2 separate regions of the Homo sapiens genome follow, and region 2 is linked to region 1. A link is a contact called in ENCODE Hi-C or POLR2A ChIA-PET data. All regions are on one chromosome and are shown on one strand. The core of a region is the stretch at or near the end of the contact, and the rest is flanking DNA. Distances in the headings are between cores, read along the strand shown.

Region 1 (2,700 bases), core at 109-2,608:
TCTATAGCCAGATTATTTTTCTGAGTTCAGCTCTTGCCCTAGTTCAGTACATGGCTGCTTTTTGCCATTTCCTTCCTCTGAGGGCAAGCAGGAAGCTCCCTGTGACGTGTACAGGTCACAGGGAACGTCATTTGATTTGAATTTGCTCTCACCATCCAGAACTTCCTTAGTAGTAGAATAATCATCTTATAATTCTTTTTTTAAAATTTTTCTTTAGCGACAGGGTCTCGCTTTGTCACCCAGTGACACAATCACAGCTCACTGCAGCCTCGAACTCTTGGGGTCAAATGGTCTTCCTGCCTCAGCCTCCTGAAGTAGCTGGAGCTACAGGTGCACACCACTACACATTGGCTATGTTTTTAATTTTTTTGTGGAGACTGGGTATCCCTATGTAGCCCAGGCTAGTCTCAGATTCCTGGACTCTAGCAATCCTCCCACCTCAGCCTCCTGAGTAGCCAGGGTTATAGGCGTGAGCTACTTAGCCTGACCCAGTCTTATAATTCTAAATGCACTGATGAAGCCAGAACCTAAAGATTGATGTTTCAACCCAACCCGTTCACCTTACAGATTAAGAAATCAAAGGCCAGGCACAATGGCTAACTCTTGTAATCACAGCATGCAATTCGGGAGGCCAAGATGGGAGAATAGCTTGAGCCCGAGAGTTTGAGGCTAGTCTGAGCAATGTAGGGAGACCCCATCTCTACAAAAAAAATTAAAAAATTAGCCGGGCATGGTATCATGCACCTGTGGTCCCAGCCACTTGGGAGACTGAAGCAGGAGGATCACTTGAGCCCGGTAGTTCCAGGCTGCAGTGAGTCATGATGGCACCATTGCACTACAGCCTGGGCCACAGAGCTAGACAGGAGGGAGGGAGGGAAACTGAAGCCATCCAAAAATGTGAAGAGAGTTATTCTATATCATAAAACCATTGGTGTCAGTGCCCAGACCAAGCTCTAAGGCGGTGAGGAGCACATTTCTGCCCTGCCAGGCCAGTGAGCTTCCTGGTGCCAGGAATTCTGTCATATTGCCCAGGCTAATGCTTTGCAGTCCCTTTTTGAATTCTGACTCCTGGGGATGGTGGGGTGGGAGGGAGCAACCAACAGGCAGGCCCTTGAGACTCTGGAAATCATTCAGGCAGCTGTGCAGAGACTCCTCCCTCTGGTCTGGAGAGAGGGGTGCAGAGGCCACAAGATAGCTTGCTTTTTGCCTCCAGCCATCAGCCCCACTGGGGTCTAGTTAGTGGGCCAGAAGTTGTGGGCCCTAATAGCATTGGGGTAAATGTCCTGGAGTCCAGCTCTTTGCTTCCCACCACTCTCTTCTCTCCTCCCTCTCCATGCCTGAGCCCTGGCTACACTGAGTGCATGTCTGATGAGGACAGAGCTTGGAAGCTGCCCCAGAACCAGCACCCACCCACCTGCAGGATGTGACCTCTGGGCTCTGAACACACTGCTTCCTCCCTCTTCCTCCCCACCTAGGGAACAGTTTTAGACCACAATTCCCAAACAGCCCCACTTTGCACTTTAATCCCAAAGAGACTCCAGCACTTTGTGACCACAGAAAACTTGTCACTTCATTATGATTCTGAAAAAAAAGAGAGCAAAGGGTAATTCATAGTTGTTTTAATGACTTTGCATCCTTTCCCATGGAGGCAGCTTTCAGCTGTTAGGCACAAAGGACGCTGGCCTTCTCTGACATCTGACAGTGCAGTGGAGCAGCATTTTCACAAGATTCTTCACAGCCAGTTAACCCAATTAGTCTTCCCACAGTCATTACCCAGGTGCCGTACCATTCGGCTGCCTGGGAGCCTCCAAAGCTCTGTTGTGTGGAGATGAACTATTGTGCCTCCCGACCTTGAAAGGATGTTTCTAACTAATTAATGATTGTTAAGTGCTTGGAAAATGCACTGTGGAACTATGCTGGGGCTCATATGTCTGCATCTTCAGCTGTGCGGATGCACTGAATGCAAATCAGAAATCCTTCCTGCCATTTGTAAAGCATAGGAAGATGGATATGACCCTTTCTTTTCTCAAAGAGTTATCTGTCCTCCTCCTCCTCTTTTTCTTCATTCGTTTCTTCTGAGCTGTGTATTTAAGCTCCCTTTGAAATGGGCCAGTGTTTTGTACCATTTCTTCTACTGAAGTGAGAAGGATCTTATAGGGTTTTTCCAGCCACGTGATCTTTAATGAGGCAAATTGAAAACCACTATTGGCTGAACCATCCGGGAAGAAAATGTGGTTTTCTGTATAGTAGTTTTTAAATTTTTTTGATATGAGCAATAGTGGGAAATATATTCTGTATCACAGCCCAGTATACTCACACATATGCATATATATGTACACATATATATACACCTACACATATATACATATGTACACATGTATACACATATACACACACTACATACACACATATACATATATATACACATACGTATACGTATACGTATATATACACATACGTATACGTATACATACACATACGTATATATACACATACGTATATGTGTGTATGTAATGTGTAATGTATATACACACATACTCACATTACATACACACATATATGTGTATATATACTTCACATATATGTGTGTATATGTGTTATACACACATATATATATTTGTGTGTATATATACCCATGGAAATATATACATGTGTATATATTTATATACACACATATGTACATTGGATTATGTGTATAAT
Region 2 (2,700 bases), core at 162-2,661, 37 kb after region 1:
CTTTATAAAAATAAAGCTCAGTTGTATAAAGTAAGATTAGGCTCAAATTAGTAGCTCAGGCCCCACCACCTCTTTGCTTATGCCTATTAAACTCTCTAGACCTCATCAACTAAATATTGGAGAGGAGTCTTCTCTAAATCTCTGTCTGGCTGAGACAAGTGCTGAATTTGAGTTTAGCTATTGTTATTAAAGAATTAAAAGCAATAGCACTTTGAGACTAACACTGAGAGCCAACAGAAACCCCATCTCCTTTCTGCTGGCTAGAAGTATGACGTTTTATATGCCATTGCCACTTTGCCCATTTAAACTGTAGAAAGTTTAATTTAGGAATATATCATGTCATCTTAAAAATAAAATGTAAATGATTAGATTATGAGGTCATTGATAAGAGAAGGGCTAGCAACCATCTATTTATATTTCTACAGAAAAGAATAAGTTCTTACAGAGTTTGTATTCCATGACCTGATCAGAACTCCAAATACACGAGAATATACATTCGATTATGTGTCTTGAAAACAAGAATTGAGAGATGATTAATTGCCTATGAATCACCAAATTCCAAAACAGGAAGGGAGTTCGGGGATTCTTTTGGCAAAATCGTTTCTTTTGAGAAAAAAAGGCCTGAAGTTCAAGTTAATAACTTGTCTAAGGTCAAGAAGCTAATGAATGGAAGAAGGAGAATTAGAACCCAGGTTCCTGATTTTCAAGTGTGTTGAACTTCCCTCTGTATATACTATCAAGTTTGATGGGGAAAGTCATCCGCTGGTTGCTGTGAGAGTGACCTTTCTAAGGTGATAGCTTATGAAGCATTTTCTGCAATTTGGTTATTGAAGCGAAGTACACAGGGGTGAAAGAGGCCAATCAGCTTTTCCCTTCTATGTCAACTGGGAATTGAAGCTGATCATCAAATTCCCCGAAGGAATGGGCTCAATTCTCTATGATTCTTCCAGAGACTTGGTGGTCTTGACTTGGCTTATTTGCCAGCCAGCGTACGAATACATGCTGAGGATTTCATCCCTTGGCACCTAGTACAAAATGCCTTGGTTTTGCTTGTCACCAACCCAAATCCCCATGTTTTCTCGCTGTTTTCTTTGTGCCTGCATGGGTCTTCCTCGGGTTCTAGAGCTCCACATCATGCTGGGTGTGGAGTGGTGAATGAGCCCACTGCTCACACAAGCACAGAGGGGTTTTGAAACGCCCCTTTCCATTCCATCTTTTCTCTTGGCCCTACCTTCTCCACCCTCACAACCGGCTCCTTGTACACACACTCAGACATTCTCCTAGGACTCATTGTCTTCTCGGTTTTATTTCTTTCTCTTTCTGCCAGTATCCACCCTGTTTTGGTAACCACGGCAACTGGTGAAATACAATCCCAATATTTGCTAGCTGCCTCTGTCACCCAGCCCAGCACGCGCATTGCTGGGTCTTGTTTTTATGTTTGTTTAATGTTCCTGAGCCTGAATTCAGATGCATCTGGGCAAAAAAAACTGCATATGGTTTGGGTCAGAACACCCCCTCTCAGACAAAGTTTTCAAGAGCCTCTTTCTTGTGTATTTGTGGACGTGTGAGCACGCGTGTGTCCCTGTCTGCTTTGGAACATTGTGCGAATAAGTTCAGCTGTGTCAGAAAAGCCAGGAAAAAAAAAGGAAATTTAACAATCTTGTTACAGGGAAGTTCTGCTTTGCAGAGATATATTTTGGTCATTTTCTTGGAATGTTTGTAGCTTACACTTCCAAGATTTTTGCCAGCACAGCTAATAATGAAAGTTTGCTTTGCACTTTGGGATGATGACTCTGTCTTGCTTTTTTTTTTTTTTTTGTGGGAAGCACAGAAGATCTATCTGGAAATTTGTGCCTTGATAGGGATGGAAGGTGGGGCATTCGGGTAGACAGAGGAGGCAAAGTTTTCCTAAAGGTTTAGGGTTGTTTTTTTTTTTTTCTTAAAACCCAAGAATCCAATCTTGAAATTTAAACTACGAAGAGTATGTTTTCCCTTTTGGTATCCTTTTAAAATTGTCTTTTTATCGCTTGTTTGAGAAGCTGGATTGTACTAAATGATTGTTGTATTGCTGTAGTGTGAATAAGATGAATCATTAGCTTCACAGGATACTTAGGTCCCAGACAATAAAGGCATGCCTCAATTATTTTTATTTCAAAACAGCATACACAGTCCCCAGGACAGAAGTGTTCAAGGAGGATGAGATTTTAATCCAACTGTGGCCTTGTATTCCAGAGATTAAAAAGTGCAACCAGAGAGCCGAGTCAGTAACCTTGATTTCAAAATAGAGCCAGGATCTGAGGTGTAAGGAGCACACTTGGGTAGAATTTCAGAGCTGGTAAAGTGTTTCACATGCACCCTTTTCTGGAACTTCCTTCTCCCTTTTGGCACCTTGCATAGGAACATGTTGCACCCATGTTTCCAAGGTACCTGAGCCTCAGTTTGGTCCAGTGTTCCTACCAGCCCCTTCTCCTCCACTCATCTCTGCACACCATGATCTCGCTCCAGGACCCCCTCTCAGGAGCCCGGCATTTTCCTGAGGGCTTCTTGCTGCCTCTGGCTGCCCCGCCTAGACTTGCATACAATCCCTGTTTGCTGCTGCAAACTCCACTCCTTTTGTCAAGGCTCAGCTCAAATGTACCTTTCCTGTGAAGTCTTCTTGCCTTCCCCAGGTGGGCAGGAGCCATGCCTTCTTCTAGGACA

The links. A loop is a pair of places that touch in the nucleus more often than their neighbours do. ChIA-PET counts read pairs that join two places held with the same protein, here RNA polymerase II (POLR2A). Pooled maps may share reads with other maps.
Region 2: a map of cardiac septum shows a loop between it and region 1 (2.2-fold over the local background). The contact joins two enhancer-like sites. A Hi-C loop is called at or near these places in 11 of 168 maps with a recorded cell type or tissue (MCF 10A, PC-3, Right ventricle myocardium inferior and 7 more) and 7 of 50 pooled maps. POLR2A ChIA-PET finds 5 or more read pairs at or near these places in 9 of 52 experiments (GM12878, H1, MCF 10A and 6 more).

What each region holds. Positions count from the first base shown.
Region 1 is chr7:28,694,358-28,697,057 of GRCh38, forward strand. All of the region lies in intron 5 of CREB5 (cAMP responsive element binding protein 5), which reads left to right. Among named protein-coding and RNA genes, the nearest start is that of TRIL, 260 kb to the right of the region's middle. Within about 2 kb of position 1,359, at least 2 of the 41 ENCODE cell types and tissues checked have a DNase peak (open chromatin) inside an H3K27ac peak, as active enhancers do; they include heart right ventricle, where a contact is called at or near this core.
Region 2 is chr7:28,730,919-28,733,618 of GRCh38, forward strand. The region is part of intron 7 of CREB5 (cAMP responsive element binding protein 5); the gene reads left to right. Among named protein-coding and RNA genes, the nearest start is that of TRIL, 230 kb to the right of the region's middle. Within about 2 kb of position 1,412, at least 9 of the 41 ENCODE cell types and tissues checked have a DNase peak (open chromatin) inside an H3K27ac peak, as active enhancers do; they include heart right ventricle, where a contact is called at or near this core.